Linked DNA regions of Homo sapiens: region 2 is linked to region 1. The links are chromatin contacts, found by Hi-C or POLR2A ChIA-PET in ENCODE. All regions are on one chromosome and are shown on one strand. The core of a region is the stretch at or near the end of the contact, and the rest is flanking DNA. Distances in the headings are between cores, read along the strand shown. Region 1 overlaps NFIB (nuclear factor I B). Region 2 has its middle 100 kb from the start of LINC00583.

The links. A loop is a pair of places that touch in the nucleus more often than their neighbours do. ChIA-PET counts read pairs that join two places held with the same protein, here RNA polymerase II (POLR2A). Pooled maps may share reads with other maps.
Region 2: a map of endothelial cell of umbilical vein shows a loop between it and region 1 (1.9-fold over the local background). The contact joins two enhancer-like sites. A Hi-C loop is called at or near these places in 5 of 168 maps with a recorded cell type or tissue (Right ventricle myocardium inferior, cardiac septum, endothelial cell of umbilical vein and 1 more) and 2 of 50 pooled maps. POLR2A ChIA-PET finds 5 or more read pairs at or near these places in 1 of 52 experiments (IMR-90).

What each region holds. Positions count from the first base shown.
Region 1 is chr9:14,194,398-14,201,971 of GRCh38, forward strand. All of the region lies in intron 2 of NFIB (nuclear factor I B), which reads right to left. Among named protein-coding and RNA genes, the nearest start is that of NFIB, 120 kb to the right of the region's middle. Within about 2 kb of position 4,919, at least 22 of the 41 ENCODE cell types and tissues checked have a DNase peak (open chromatin) inside an H3K27ac peak, as active enhancers do; they include endothelial cell of umbilical vein, where a contact is called at or near this core.
Region 2 is chr9:14,026,638-14,034,211 of GRCh38, forward strand. No RefSeq gene overlaps it. Among named protein-coding and RNA genes, the nearest start is that of LINC00583, 100 kb to the left of the region's middle. Within about 2 kb of position 4,619, at least 17 of the 41 ENCODE cell types and tissues checked have a DNase peak (open chromatin) inside an H3K27ac peak, as active enhancers do; they include endothelial cell of umbilical vein, where a contact is called at or near this core.

The sequences.
Region 1 (7,574 bases), core at 3,669-6,168:
AAGACAGAAATAGCCCTTGACTTTTTCTCGTAATGGCAGGTAGAATGGGTGGGACAGGGAGCCTAAAGCCAGATAGGAAAACGAATCCAACTTTTAACCAAATTTTTTATTACACACATACTATTTGAAACTTAAACTTTCATTCTAAGTTACAGTCAAAAAAGAAAAAAGACAATAAGAAGAAATAAAAATTATCCCAGTTCTTCCAATGTACTGTATATGTATATGCTATGATTTAAGAATTATGCCATAGGAATAGATAATTCAATTAAAGCCAAGATAAAACAAATGAGATACATTATACTAAGCAGATAGCAAATTATGATATAATTTGGCTGAGAAATAGGTTGAAACAGGCACTATCTTAGAAATGGGATGACAGCAAAGAACTAAGCTCCACCTTCAATGTATTTGAAGGTCTGTTTGGAGCCAATTTACACAAAATATCCACTTACCAATTTCACAGAAGATAGAACAAAATAACACTGAGATAACGTATTAGGAAATTATTTTTTAATATTGGAGGTGCACTCTACCACCTCAATCCAGCACACATTCTCTCTCTCTCTCTCTTTCACAAAAGAGAAAGAGATCCCGTAAGCTTCTCCACAATGTTCTATACCTGACCCTGGAAGGAAATCCTATTCTTCTAGGCTTGCTTAAGCCAATAAGGTCCCCAGAGAATGCTAACTGGGGTGGTTATGTGCCCAAGAATTGAACTGAAACCATTAATTTACTTCATAGGACCAATCAACTGGCAAAAGAAGTTAAAAAAAAACAAAAAACAAAAAACTTTTGGTAGAACTGACCTACAGAGAATTTAAACCGCCAGAGATGGCAAGGTTTGATGTTACAGCTTCCTTCATCCATCTGCAAAGCTCTGTCACTACCTAATAAATGCACAATGCTTCTCTCTCCTGTGGTGCTTTTAGGAAATAATGCTTGTCATTTTCCATCTTATTGACAAAATATTGTATTTTTTAGAAAACTCCATATCTAAGGAATACTTTAATGAAATAAAGATGGGTTAAAACATCAAGCTAATTTTGTGAGCACACGAAACAGAGAAATAATCTCAAAGAAAATGATAAATTCTAATTTTTATTTGAAAGTATAAAGCACATATGAGACGACTTTTATTGTGTTGCCACTTCATTCTTGTTTATTTAGGTTTCTTTATTCACTGTCGATATAAATGACTGCAGTGAAGCCAGGATTGCAGACCAAATCTGAATTTGGAAGTTTGGCTACAGCAATCTGGATCCCAAAGCCAAAGCTTCCTCCTCACATTAGACTCCCATTCAAAGCTATCACTGTGTTTTCAAAGTGACAACACTGTTCAACTTTCTTTTCACAGAGCAGGAATCTTTTATGGCATTAAGGGTATGTATGTCACACCATGAAAAACACAATGACATTGCAAACATAGACAAAGGAATCTAGTAAGGGCATTGGGAGGAAAAAGGGGGTGGGGTATTTAAGAAAATGTTTTTTAAACTTTTTTTTTTGCAAAAGAAAATGCATAATAATAAAATAATAACTGAAAGTTCCCTATTAATATCATCCAGCAATTATTAAAAATAGAATAAATTAGCTGATATGATCCAATCACCTGGTAGGGAACAGCATGTGTCTCCTTAGTCCATTGGCAGTGCTAATGGTGCTCCTAAATGAAGGATTTTTTTTTTCTATGTTCACGCTGGTTGAACTTAATTTTCCGTTCACCTGTTTACCTGGATTAGTTTTCAGCTTAACATTCATTAAGCATCAAGACATAACAAGAGGTGCAGTGATGATGAGATAAAAGTCTCAAGGCCATTACTCCTCCCATGAGGCACTCAGGGAGGATCTATAAGTGAAAGATAGCTTCACTCGCTTGGGTTAAAGTGAAAAAATATGAACCCACTCTAGAACTTTGAAAATCAAAGAGAGCTTTAAAAAGCCGTGTGTTTATGTTTTGCCTAATTTTTCACTTTTTCTCATTAGAAGGCAAGGTCTGACTAAATGTGGGTTATTTCTGATATCTCAGCTTCTAGTTTGCGGAAGGGGGTTCCTGTTTAAGGGAGGGAATGCTGCCACCCCCTACTCTCCCCAGCAGCAGCACACTGGACACCTGAGAAGCCAAAAGCGCTACACCAAAATATACCACCTTTAATCACAAATCAAACAACAGTAATTAGGAGCATCAAGTTAATTGTGTCTACTCCCCACAGAATGTGTCCTCCAAGGCTCCTTGAAATCAGGTTGAAAGATTAGTAGTAATTTTACTCCCAATTCTCTTATTCTAACTTAAAAAAAAAAAAAAAAACAGAGCCTAAGTTCATCACTCCTACCCTCAGAACTATGGAGTCTACAAGTAAAACCTTAAAAAGAAAAATCAGACTACTTAATTAAGTGTTTTCTTAGGCCGTTTATGTAATCAGAGTAACTTTGATCTTTGGCTTCTTAATCTGTTCAAAATTTGTTGTCAAATCGTATGGAATTCCTTTAAATCCAGAATTATAAATGTTATTTTCCATTTGTCTTTTATTAATGATTAAGACAACTTGGCAGTTTGAATCCAATCAATCAAGAATGTGCAAAATCCATTTCATATACATTGGTACAATTAGATACTGACAATAAGGCTCTTTCTTACCTTCCATTTGTACTAAATATGATAAAGATAGCAAGAATACCTTAGCTATTTTCGAGGCATTTTCATCTACATTACTTTGCAATCCCGAAATAGGTTGTGCTTTATTCTGACCCTTTACAATTACCAGAAAGGAATGCAGAGCTTGACAACTTGCAGAGTAATAGAAAAACCTTGATTTTTCATTGCATTTCCCCTTCTGACTTTCTTAGGATCTGAGGGACGACCCTTAACCTTTCTCAGTCTCACTCTCCTGTCTCAAACAAGCTATAATAAAACTTTATTCCAGTCCACTGGGGTATTAGAACAATGAATCTGATAGGATGTCCCTAACACACTGTACTGTGATCTCTATAGGGAAAGTTGCTATAAAAATAAAGACACTGTTGTTATTCTTCCAATTGAGTTATTTGCAAATGGATCTTCTTGATGGAGCCCAGCCCTCCGATATAGAAAAGAAAATTCTATCAGTCCTCTAGGGTACAATTGCCTTGTGGCAATTATACCCATAACCACATTTCCTTATTACTATTTATAAAAGACTGTGGAGTTCAAGGGGAGGCAAAAAGGGAGCTTAAGAAAAAATATGCTGTTTATTTTCAACAGAAGATGCTGAAGTTGCAAATTTGGAACTCAAGGCTATAGGTAAACTTTGACAGAACATGTGTTCCAAATTAGTGTGGTGTTTCTTAGCTGTGTCAGAAAGTCAGAGGTGTCCCTGAGGCTGCAGCGCTTTAGCAAATTTTGGAAATAACTTGGGGAAAAAAAAGGTAAATTACACAGTTAATCTGGTCCTCACTCTACGAATGCTACAAAACAATGACGAAAAGGTTCACGGCTAGACCATTCTCACCAAGAAAGACAGCATATCTCGAGGTACAAAAGGCACAAAAGAAAATTAAACTGAGCTTAGGAAGAAAGTGCTATGGACAATTTTACATGAAAAGCCAAAAGGGAATGTTGGGGCTACGTTGAACTTTCCTGGAGTCTACAGACAGAATACACGTTGCCCCCTATATTCATTACCAACAGCCATAAGAATTAGTAGGTGGCTCAGGTTTAGGCACTTTAAGAATTCCATATTCCTCAAATGGAATTTTTTCAAAGTAAATAATAAAAGCTTTGCTTTATGAAGTATTAGAGAAATGGGGTTTCCCTTCCATAACAGAAATCACTAGGCCCATCACACTGCACGTCTCCAAGGAGCATGATTCACAGTGTGGGCTACGGGGAGGGAGCCTTCTAAAGTCGTTTCGGATGTTCACTATGGCATTCTACGTGTCATTAAAAAAGCCTTATAAATCATCCTAAAATTTAGAGTTTAAACCTGGAACAATTACTTGGATAAAGTTTCTTATGTTAACAGGTTTTTAAAAGTTCAATTTTCAGAAAAGTGTTTGTTGTCAGTGGAGATCTGCATATAATCTAGATTCCAATTAAACACAGAGCTCCAAAAAGACCAATTAAAGGAGAAGTAGAACAGCTTGCCGTATCATGACAATAAATGCTACTTGCCTTATTGTCATTTCACAATCAGTGACATTCAGTCCACAAATTCTAGTGAGCATCAGATTCACCTGAGATGCTTGTTAGAAATTCAGATTCCTCGACCTCACCCGCAATGACTGGGACTCGTACAGCAATGCTGGGGCCAAGAAAGCGCTCTCAACAAGCACCCCAGGTAACTCCCGCACATTGTTCTCAGCCAGTGTACAAGGGACTTGGCTGCTGATGCTTGCTCACAGACACCAAACTGGAAAGCAAAAGGCAGTATGTGACTATAGAGTCCTGAAAACACAAACAAACAAAAATGCAGTCCTTAAGCCAAAACCAATCTCCACTTTTCTCCCTCTCCCTGCCATGTGATGCACCAGCTTTGGCCAAAAATCACATGTGTACAGTGAATCCTAAAAAGCAACTAAATCCAAATCCACACTGAACCATTCTGAACTCTATCACACTTCACAGAGCTTTAAATAGAATTCTACTCAAAACATCACACCCTGACTGGCCAAGGGATTCTTTGGGTTCTGTTGCTTTATCCAAGTGATCCAAAGTGACCCAGGTTCCATTCTGCAAGTTCGCTTCTACAGCTTTTTCCAAGTCGAACACAGAAGGATTAAAAAGAAAACACAAATATTGGCATAGGTGACTTGAGGTTACTTGACCTTTCTGAAGGAAGATTTTTTGGCAATTGTGTTCTGGCAGCTCCCTGGAAGGCAAGGCCAGGACACAAAGAGGAAGACAGGAAGCCGGGAGCTGGCCATGTGTCCTTGGCAGGCAGTAGTGCGGCAGGGTGAACCACCTCATCCCTGCCAAACCAGAAACAGTGGGGAAAGCCCAGCTAATTGGCAACTCACAGCCGGCTACAGTGTACATCCTCGGCTTTAGATGCCTGATAAAGTTAAATGGCCTGCCAGACCCTAATCTACTTAAACAGGATCCTCCTTTACTTTCAAAAACTTAACTCACCCATTTGTGTTTCCTTAAGGAAGTGGTAAGGCAGCATCTTAGAATGTTAAGAGCTGGAAAAATTAAAAACAAAACAGCAAAAAAAGTAAAGATGTGTTGGAGTCTCATTATGCTTATAGCCGTTTTACTTTGTGAAAGGGCCATGTATGTTTGTGCTTTTGGTTTTAGCTAATAAGACTTCCACTTGGTCATTTATTTTTATTTAAAAGAAATTCTCAAGTCAACATTGCAGACTGATTATGACTTCAGTTCATTGGAGGATCCAGGATCCATTTTTTTTTTAATTTCACAAAACTCCTGAAGATATCCAAGGAGACTGCAGAGTTGCACCCAGTTTCCACTCAGCTATTGTTTTTACTTACACATTAGTTGGCTCAATCATATTTGCTAAGGTATTTCTGTATGTACTAGCATAAAATCACCACTTTCTGAGTCTTTTACAGCTAAAATAGGGAATCACGCAGGGAGAACAGGAGCAGAAGGGATTGTCCAAATAAACTGTTCCTTACTGCTGCTGCTAACAGAGTGAATCCAGGGACCTGGAGCCTGGAGCATAATTTTGCCCCTAGGTCTGAAGGCCTGGTAAGAGCAATTTAAAGGGGTGTGCTCAGTAGTTGGGCATATTTCCTTCTATTTTCTGTGAAACTGTTCATGCCTTCTTCAAAACTCAAAGCAAAATTTCAAATTAGCTTCTCCTCCTTAAAATATAGTAGTCAATGGTGAAATTTGATGAAGAAAATGCAAATTTCCTCTCAGAACTGGTAGAAGAGAAAGATTACAATAAACATAATCCACTGTTTTCATCAGAAGTTTCTTAAAGTCTACAGAATATTCATCCTTTAAGCAACCCAGGACCCCAGAATCTGTTTCAGTGAAGTTAGACCAAGGAATAAAACACAATACCAAAACTCACATACTCTCTGATCACGATGTGAGATAAGAAAATAATAATCCTCATGCCCAACACTAGCTCTCAGGATCGGTAAGTCTAAGTATGTGTTTCAGCTCCAAAATTACTATTTTTTTTAAAACACGACTTGACTTTCCCAGACTCTACTTAGTTGACTTTTCACACTAAGTATCCCTAGCTTTTGGAAATTCTCCTTCCCTTTTCCTTTAGGGCACCACTCCTTTCTTAGGTCCAATCCTCTATTTCTGAGGGCTGCTTTCCTGTCTTGATGGCTATCTCCTTCTCTTCTGTTGGTCCCTTATATGTTGGTGATCCCAAAGACGATCCATCCAACTTGGCCATCTTCTTGTCTTTGTACATTCCCCCTCAGCAAACTCAGCTAGGTCCATGTTTACAAATACTACCCGTTTTTTGAGAACTCTGTATCTCCATATCTAGCCCTAACCTCTTCTTTAACTGCAAAACTCCTCCTGATGTTGCTAGTGCACAACCTTTGTACACTCTTGCCTCCCCGCAACCAATCCATATCTCAATTAATGGCATTCACAGCCATTCAGTTTCCCAAGCTGAAAATGCTCATTCCAGAAACCCCAACTCCCCAAAGCTTCACATTCAGTTGTCAGCCCAGACTCTATCTTCCTTTCAAGCCTATTTCCCCATCTCCATCCCAACTGGTGCTAAGTCCCTTATTGAGCTTCACATTTTTACCTCACAATAGCCTCAGCCTCCTCAGGCCATTATGATTCACTCTTCACACTATAACCAGACTCCATCCTCTGCATAGCCACCAGGAATCACAACACTTCACTCCTTAAAACACCTTGGTGGCTTCCAATTGCTAGCTAGGATAATCTACAACCTCCTTAGTACAGCATTCAAGGTGCTCCATAACCTGGCCCCAGCCTAGCCTCACTCTCACAGAAACCATCACCCTTTACCCTCCCCCTCACACCCACACCCAACTTCCTAATATTCTTCTTAACAGTCCTAGAATATGCCGTGCAACTGCAGGTCTGTGCCCTTGCTCATAAGGTTTCTATGCCTGGAATATCCCTTATTTGATGCAAGACAAACGCCTAATTCATCTTTAAAAGCTCTTGAATTTCGTCTGTTACAACCTTCCTGAACCTTATTGCCCCATCTAATGAGACCACCCTCTGGGGCCCACATGGTCTTGCTCACACTTTAGTGCAGGGCCCGACCAGTGCATTATAGTTGGTTGTTTATACATTACTTCTCTCCAAGATTGTGACCTCCTGTATCCCAACTTACCCTGAATAATTTTGGGAATCTATTTAAATGGCATACAAATTTATCTTGGATGTACTATCCATGAAGAAACTGAGACAAAGAGCATTAATTCCCAAAAGAAAGACAAAGTAACCTTAAAAAAAAAAAGTCATAATGAGCTATCAATTTATACAGGTAATTAACATTCAATATTCTGATTGTGACATATACAGATGATATTTATCCATTCGTTTATTTTTTTGAAAAGGACTGAACACCTACAGTGGTCCATGTATCATCCTTGGAACTCAGTCTACAACAGTCAAT
Region 2 (7,574 bases), core at 3,369-5,868, 170 kb before region 1:
GGTAGGATTTAGACAAGTTTAGAGAGGAAATGTAATAGAGGAAAATGCATGGGTTTTGAGGGTCCAAAGGACTGGAACTCAAATACTAGTTGTGCCATGGTCTAAGTTTGTCACATTGGATAATTTTATTTAGCTTCTCTGAGCCTCAGTTTCATCTGAAAGAATTCATATAATACCTGCCTCAAATACCTGCAACAGGACCAAAAGCAAACACATATGCAAAATCCTGGCATATAGCTGGATTTCTTTTAAATGTTCATTTTCTTTTACGTGTGAGTTTCATTTCACTTCTTTTCACCCTTCCAGATCTCTCCTCACTTCTGCTCACTTCATCAAGCCCCATTCCACAAGGTGACCAGTGTTGGCTTTAGCTTTGGATGGCTCCTTTTGGCTCACTGCTTGATTCAAGCATCATCCCAGATCTCTGCATAGCTGTATCTTCCTATCCCTCAAGTTGAAGCATTATCGAAAGGTTTTGGTTGGTTATTTGTAATTGCTGGGTGGAATTCCAAGGTTCCTCTCACCTCCTGCCCAGCCCACATCCTCCCTAACCCCCACCACCCCAGTAGATGGGAAAAAGAAGGTGTGAGGCTCCCTGGGAGCTTGGCTATTGTTTGAGGGAACTGGAAGCCACCGTGCTCAGAGTGTCCATCCTCCCTCCTCCCAGCACATGCTGCTTCCTGTCAATCATCCTGGAACACCGAGTGCTGGGCCAGACAATTTTGTCCACAGGATGTTTGTTTGAAGGCGCTGCCTTGCCAAGTCTCAAAGCTCAAGACTTCCGCTGACAATCCAAACACCAAAATGAGAAAAGGGGAAAAACCTCTGGGCAGTTCTTTTAATCCCTAATAAGGCCTATTTATATTCAAAAATAGCAACAGGTTATCTGAACTTGCAGAGGCTGAAGAGGCTAGGAAGCTTGATCTTTAAAATCCTGAGCTCCAGGGAAGTTGAAATACAGGTTTCTAAGAGTGGACACTAAAAGCATGTCCTCAAAGCACCTTTAGCTTATTCCACAGTCAGCTTTCATAAATGATCAACTCCTGTTTTTATGGGCACACCTGACTGCACTGTCCAGAGGGTAAATGCCTTGCTACTAAGCCACAAAGCAAAAGAATTTGCAAGACATATATGGATATAAATTTAAGGTGCTCAACCCAAGCTACAGGATAAATCTAACTGTCTGGGGTCACTGTGTAAATTTCTGCTATCATTTCAGGGTTTGCACACAATCTGAGAAATGTTGGGGTCTCTCACTAATGATTAACCTAAAGCAAGAAAGTTTGGAAAATGACCTTAAAACATGTTATATTTTATTCAGGGAATAGGTAAAAGATTTTTCCTGGATGTAAATAATTAAAAGATTCCCAGTTGACTTTTGGAGACTCAGTAGTTGAGAGCCCTTGACATGTCTATTTCTACAGCCTCTGTAATTACCAAACAGGAATCTTGAGCCTCTGTGTATTTATCAACCATTATTTATAATCTCTATGTCTCCAGGCAAATGACTTAATCTCTCTGAGGTTACTTTTGTCTGTGAAAATGCATCGTTATCCAAACTCTATTGGATTGTAATAATGCTTAAGCGAGATCAAGTGTGAAATGTGCATGGCATGCAAGAGGTGCTCAATAAATGGTAACTTAGAAAATAGAAAACCAGGGAGAATTTGAGAGGCATTCCTAGGACTGACTTTAAAGTGACTTCAACTACCACTTTCACCTTCTCAACAAAGTATTAGGGACACATTAGCAGTAACCCTGATATGTGAAAGCAAGCCACAAAAGCCTCTAGTAGAAGCAGTTTTGAGATAAACATGATCCAAATATGCCTTATTGAGAGCATCCTAATCTCAACAGTCAGTGGTCAAATAAATGACAAGTTTGTGAGCAGAATCAGGAATAAAAAAGCAGTACACTCCAGTATATTCCTGAAACATTAACACACACCTGTCAGGAAATGATACCAAGAAGCAGGACTTTCACAGTCCTTGCGGATGACCTTGCAGAGGACCCCAAGTTACACTGATGTTTAAGTTTAAGGTACCCCAAGTTTTGGAACCATCTGTTCAAGTTCTGGCCAGATTTCCATGCAGTATGCAAATGTCCTAAGAGAAAAATTATTTCCCAGGTTACTACAAAGAGATGTATATTCTGAAATTTTTCCAAAGAAATTTCTGTTATACAGAATATGGGTTTGGGGAAAGGTTATTAAACCAAGCCACTAAACTTCAGCATTAATGGACTACATACAAGGGGAAAAATACATTGTTTTAATAATTAGGAACATATTGATATTAATTTTATTATTTTATATGTGTTGAAATGGCAAAGATGTAAAAAAAACTACCAACTACTAGAATATTGAAGAATTTGAGGATGAAATTCACATACACTCCACATATAGTGGTGGTAGTAACATATAGCAGAGACTTTATAAACCAATACAAAAGTATGTAGCAAGGTTATTAAAACAGATTCATAATTTCTGACCTAGTAATGCCAGTTTTGGAATATCTATCCAAATGAAGTAATAAGGAATATAGTCAAATATACATATTCACAGTTATCACATTATTTATAACAATATTTCCATTAAAAATAGAAATACCCTAAATATCTTATAAGAAAACAGGCACATGGTACTATTATTATAAATTATGGAGCCATTACAAACCATGTTTTCAGCCGGGCGTGGTGGCTCACGCCTGTAATCCCAACACTTTGGGAGGCCGAGGAGGGTGGATCACGAGGTCAGGAGTTCAAGACCAGCCTGGCCAACATAGTGAAATCCCATCTCTACTAAAAGTACAAAAATTAGCTGGGCGCGGTGGCAGGTGCCTGTAATCCCAGCTACACGGGAGGCTGAGGCAGAAGAATTGCTTGAACCCGGGAGGTGGAGGCTGCAGTGATCCCAGATTGCACAACTGTACTCCAGCCTGGGCGACAGAGCAAGACTCTATCTCATTAAAAAAAAAAAAAATGTGGTGACACTGAACAAAATAAGGATATAAAACAATTTGGAAAACCAAACGGGGTTATTGTACATTGTCTTCCATGTACTCTCCTGCACTTACCAAATTTTCTTCAGTGAACATAGACTTATTTTATATTTAGAAAAAAGCAATAAACATTTACACCAAAAAAAACCTCTCAGCATTCACAGACAATCAAAACAACCTGTAGAAATGCCACTAACAGTATCTTTGAAAGCCAAACCATCACACTATTCTTTGTATTGCAGTTACCCAGAATGCCACAGAGATTTTCATATGAAGGAGACTGGTTGCTTTCTTTTTTTTTTCTTTTCCTTTTCAGGTCCATATTGCTTGATCTGAGCATACTGCAAAGTGTCCTAAAAGCCATATGGGAGATAGACTTCTTCGCAGCTGCAAAGGAAACATTTGCAGAACAGAAAACACCAGAAATCACAATACATTCTTAGTCATAGTAAAATGGAACGCACGCGAAATATTGAAAACATGGAGTGGAGATTTCATTTTTAAATATTTTAATTACCAGAACAGAGCTGTTTGATTCTATTTCAGAGCTCGGTAGATGAGCAGCAGCGGGGGGGGGGGGGTGGCGGCGGCGGGGCCAGGGAGGGGAAATGGAGGAAAAAGAACAACAGCCACTCGGAGTGAAAACAATCATCAGTTAACAAATGGCAAAGAGAAATTAAGTCTTTCTAGCTGAACCGTGTTTTGTTTCTTACAGAAGTTTTACTGCTGTAAAATGTGGCACGTTTTGTACTGTATGTTCTCTCGGAAAAGCCAAACAGAAACCAGTCATCATGGTTTCCAGAGAGCAAGGCCTCCCCTTTCTCATGTTTCAACTACGCAGTCTCCACTTGGGCTGGGGACCGTATCATATATCATAAATCACTCTCTGATAGATATTTGGCAAGCAGTCAGCACCCCAGGCTATGCAACAAACTATAGTATGGAAAATTTTTAAGGTGGAATCTTGATTTTGTAACTTAAGGACTTAACAGCATCTCAAAACATTTTACTACTTCCTGGTACACACACACAAAAAGCCAAGAAAGCAGAATTCTCCATATGGTTTTCGGTTTTATAGGATATATACACAATAAGCCATACAACTGTAAACCTGGAGGCGTTCTCTTGCTGTTGTTACTTCAACTCCAGTGAAAATGAAAACAAAATTAGAGAGTTTTATCTCAACCTAGCCCATGAAAGAGTCAAGTCACCAGGAACTTCTAGAATCTGCTTTTTAACTATCCATCCCCCTACAGTTAACTGTTCCACACCTTCTTAGAAACTAGAGGAGGCAGCAGGACTAGGGGGTTGGGGACAGATTTTATTGTAAGATAATAACATGCTGTCAAAAGTACTGTCAGGGATTTCAACAGGAAGGCTTATACGTTGACAAGAGTCATAGAAACCCCAGTAGAGTCTTCCTCCTGATTTCAGGCCCAAATCCGAGTGTTTGAGAGTCCCTGAGCATGCACTCCCACCTTCTCAGATGTTGCAAACTCTTACTCACATGTTCTTCTTCAGGAGCCTCTTTCAACAAATCATGCTTTTCTTTTTTGAAACTGCAAACTGCATTTAACCCCCAAGTCACATCATCCCAGCCGACACTAGGGGCTGTTGGAATACCGCAGCTCCCAGCAAAGCTACTGCTAAGAAGCCAGTGAGCCTTTCTGTGCACGGAGGGGTTAAGTCCATGGTATTTGGACGTGCCCAAATGTTCTCAGTGTTCTCGGGCTGAGCAATTCTTAGAAGGGCTAAATAGAAACGGGGGAAATGTGGAGTGTGCGGTGTGGTATTGTGCTTTCTGTGAGAAACAATGCATGGAAAAACAAAAGAAAGAAACTGAATAAATCCTTTTTGAAGTTTAAAATAAACGCTGCTTTTTGGTTGTTGTTGTTTTGGTTGTTCACAAATTACCCATAGTTTGGGCAGGCTAAATATAAAATTTGCAATGTCGTTTATTTAAAGTGTTTCTGTCCAATCTCAATCAATTTGAAGAAGAAAATTAAAGCCAAATTTAGACAAAATGTATAAGTGGTTATATGTACATATGCTAATTCAGAAATAACATATATTCTAAGTATATTATGTGTTTCCTTCCCCACTCCACCAACCCCAGTTGTCACTGACCAATTCATTCTTGAGATTCTGTTAATTCCCATCAATGAAAGTCTCGCGCTTTGTACTGATGAAACTCATAGGCTCACAGGTCACCTCACAGTCACTTGTGACCCCACTTGCAGTTGATCATCAAGTTCCAGACTGGACCTGCCAACTGCTTCTAAAAGAAGAGAAATTTCTTTCTAAAGGAAGCACTGGAGTACGGTCCTGCCCAAGCCCAGCCAGCCTAACAGTCCTTCAGTATCTTCATTTCTGCCTCTCTTACATCAGTGGTTCTCAGGCTTGGCTGTATATGAGAATCCCCTGGGAAGCTTTTAAAAATTCCAAAGCCCAGGCTACATCCCAGACCAATTACATCAGAGTCTCTGTGGGTAAAACAGAGGCATCCGTACTTTGTGCAGCTCCCCAGCAATTCCAGGTGTAGCCATGTTGGTAGCCACCCTCCTGGCTGGGATTCCTGCATCCAGTCTTGCTCTCCTGTCAGTGGATGATTCTACTAAAACTAAGAGTGAGGTTACTCAAGTAGTATATATGGTCATGTTTTCTCCCTGTTTAACAGACCGCAAGGGTTCCTTCCTGCCTACAGAAAAAAATGTCCATATACCTTCCCATAACAGTCAAAGCTTCCTGGCCTCCATGTCCCTCTCTATCTTCCTGCCAATCCCTGCCTCCACACTCCCCAATCCTGTCTCATGGAGCCACCTGAACCCCCACATGCACCATTCTCTCACTCACATATCCAGGCCTCAGAACGGGCTGCTCCTTCCAGCTAGAAAATTCTCTTTCTCCCTGCCTAGTACATTTCAAATCTAAATTCTCCTCATCTATTTTTGGACCCAAGTCAGGTGTTTCTTCTTGGGAAATCCTGCTCACCAACACACCCAAGATGTCCAGCTGTCACCAACGCTAGTATGTCCCCAATATCCTAGACTTACCTGGAGTACAGGTAGAGAAGTTGCCCATGACCACTGGTACTCTTCCCAATTTTGAGTTTACCTATAGTACAGGTAGAGAAACTGTCCATTTACCTGCTTTCACTCCCACTAGTTGGTGACCACTTAGGACACAGAAGATTCCTTGCCCACCATTGTAACTTTGGTGCCTGGTTCAGCACCCAGCATGTGGTGGGAACACAGATTGAGCAAAAGCTGAGTGGTCCCAGCCAGCTGTAAGCATGGAGCTTCACTTTCCAATTCAATCAGGTATACTGTTTGTATTAGTCTGTTTTCATGCTGCTGATAAAGACATACCCGAGACTGGGCAATTTACAAAAGAAAGAGATTTATTAGACTTACAGTTCCACATGGCTGGGGAGGCCTTACAATCATGATGGAAGGTGAAAGGCACATCTCACATGGTGACAGAGAAGACAAGAGAGGTTGTGCGGGGAAACTCCTTTTTATAAAACCATCAGATCTCATGAGACATATTCACTATCATGAGAATAGCATGAGAAAGACCTGTCCCCATGATTCAATTACCTCCCACAGGCTCCCTCCCACAACACGTGGGATTTATGGGAGTTACAATTCAAGATGAGATTTGGGTGGGGGCACAGCCAAACCATATCATATCCCTGGCAGAGAACACTTCCCTGAATGTTTGAGTCAACATTAACCTATTTTTTCTAAGGTACATAGAAGTGTCAACGTTCTGTAGCTCCAATGAACTGGACACTGAGAAGTAGCTGGGAGAAGGTGGAGTTAGATTTGTTGTTAGGAATCAAAGGGTCTTGCAAGCTACATCCTCAAAAGTGAAAGATTTTTGCTGAATATATCAAGAATCAAATAATTCTAGTTGTTGACAAGACTTCCACAAACTACTTCCTATTTGGTTCTCACTAAAAAACGAAAATGCCACCAGTTGCAATTGAGCATGGGAAGACATGTAAACCATCAAATCACACTCTGCATTTATGATATCCTTGGGTTCAGCAACACTGCATTTATCTGTGGAAGAAGATCGCAGATAAATGCAGGTCTGCCTTCAATTCTGTTTTGTTTTGTTTTGAGGCAGAGTCTCTGTCAACCAGGCTGGAATACAGTGGCACAATCCTGGCTCACTGAAACCTCCGCCTTTCAGGTTCAAGTTATTCTCCTGCCTCAGCCTCCCAAGTAGCTGGGATTACAGGTACACACTACCATGCCTGGCTAATCTTTTGTATTTTTAGTGGAGATGGTGTCTCACCATGTTGCCCAGGCTGGTCTCGAACTTCTGAGCTCAGGCAATCTACCCACCTCAGCCTCTCAAAGTGCTAGGATTGCAGGTGTGAGCCACTGTGCCCAGCCTCTACCTTCAATTCTGAAAGGCTTACTCAGGGCAGCCACTCCACCTGCCATAGCAGCCAAGGAGAGGTGGCTAGACCATAGAAAAGAATGTTCCAAAGTGGCTTACTGAAAGCATAAAGCTAAGTTGATGAGAGACAGTTTTGCACATAAGGAAGAGAGGAGAGGCCGA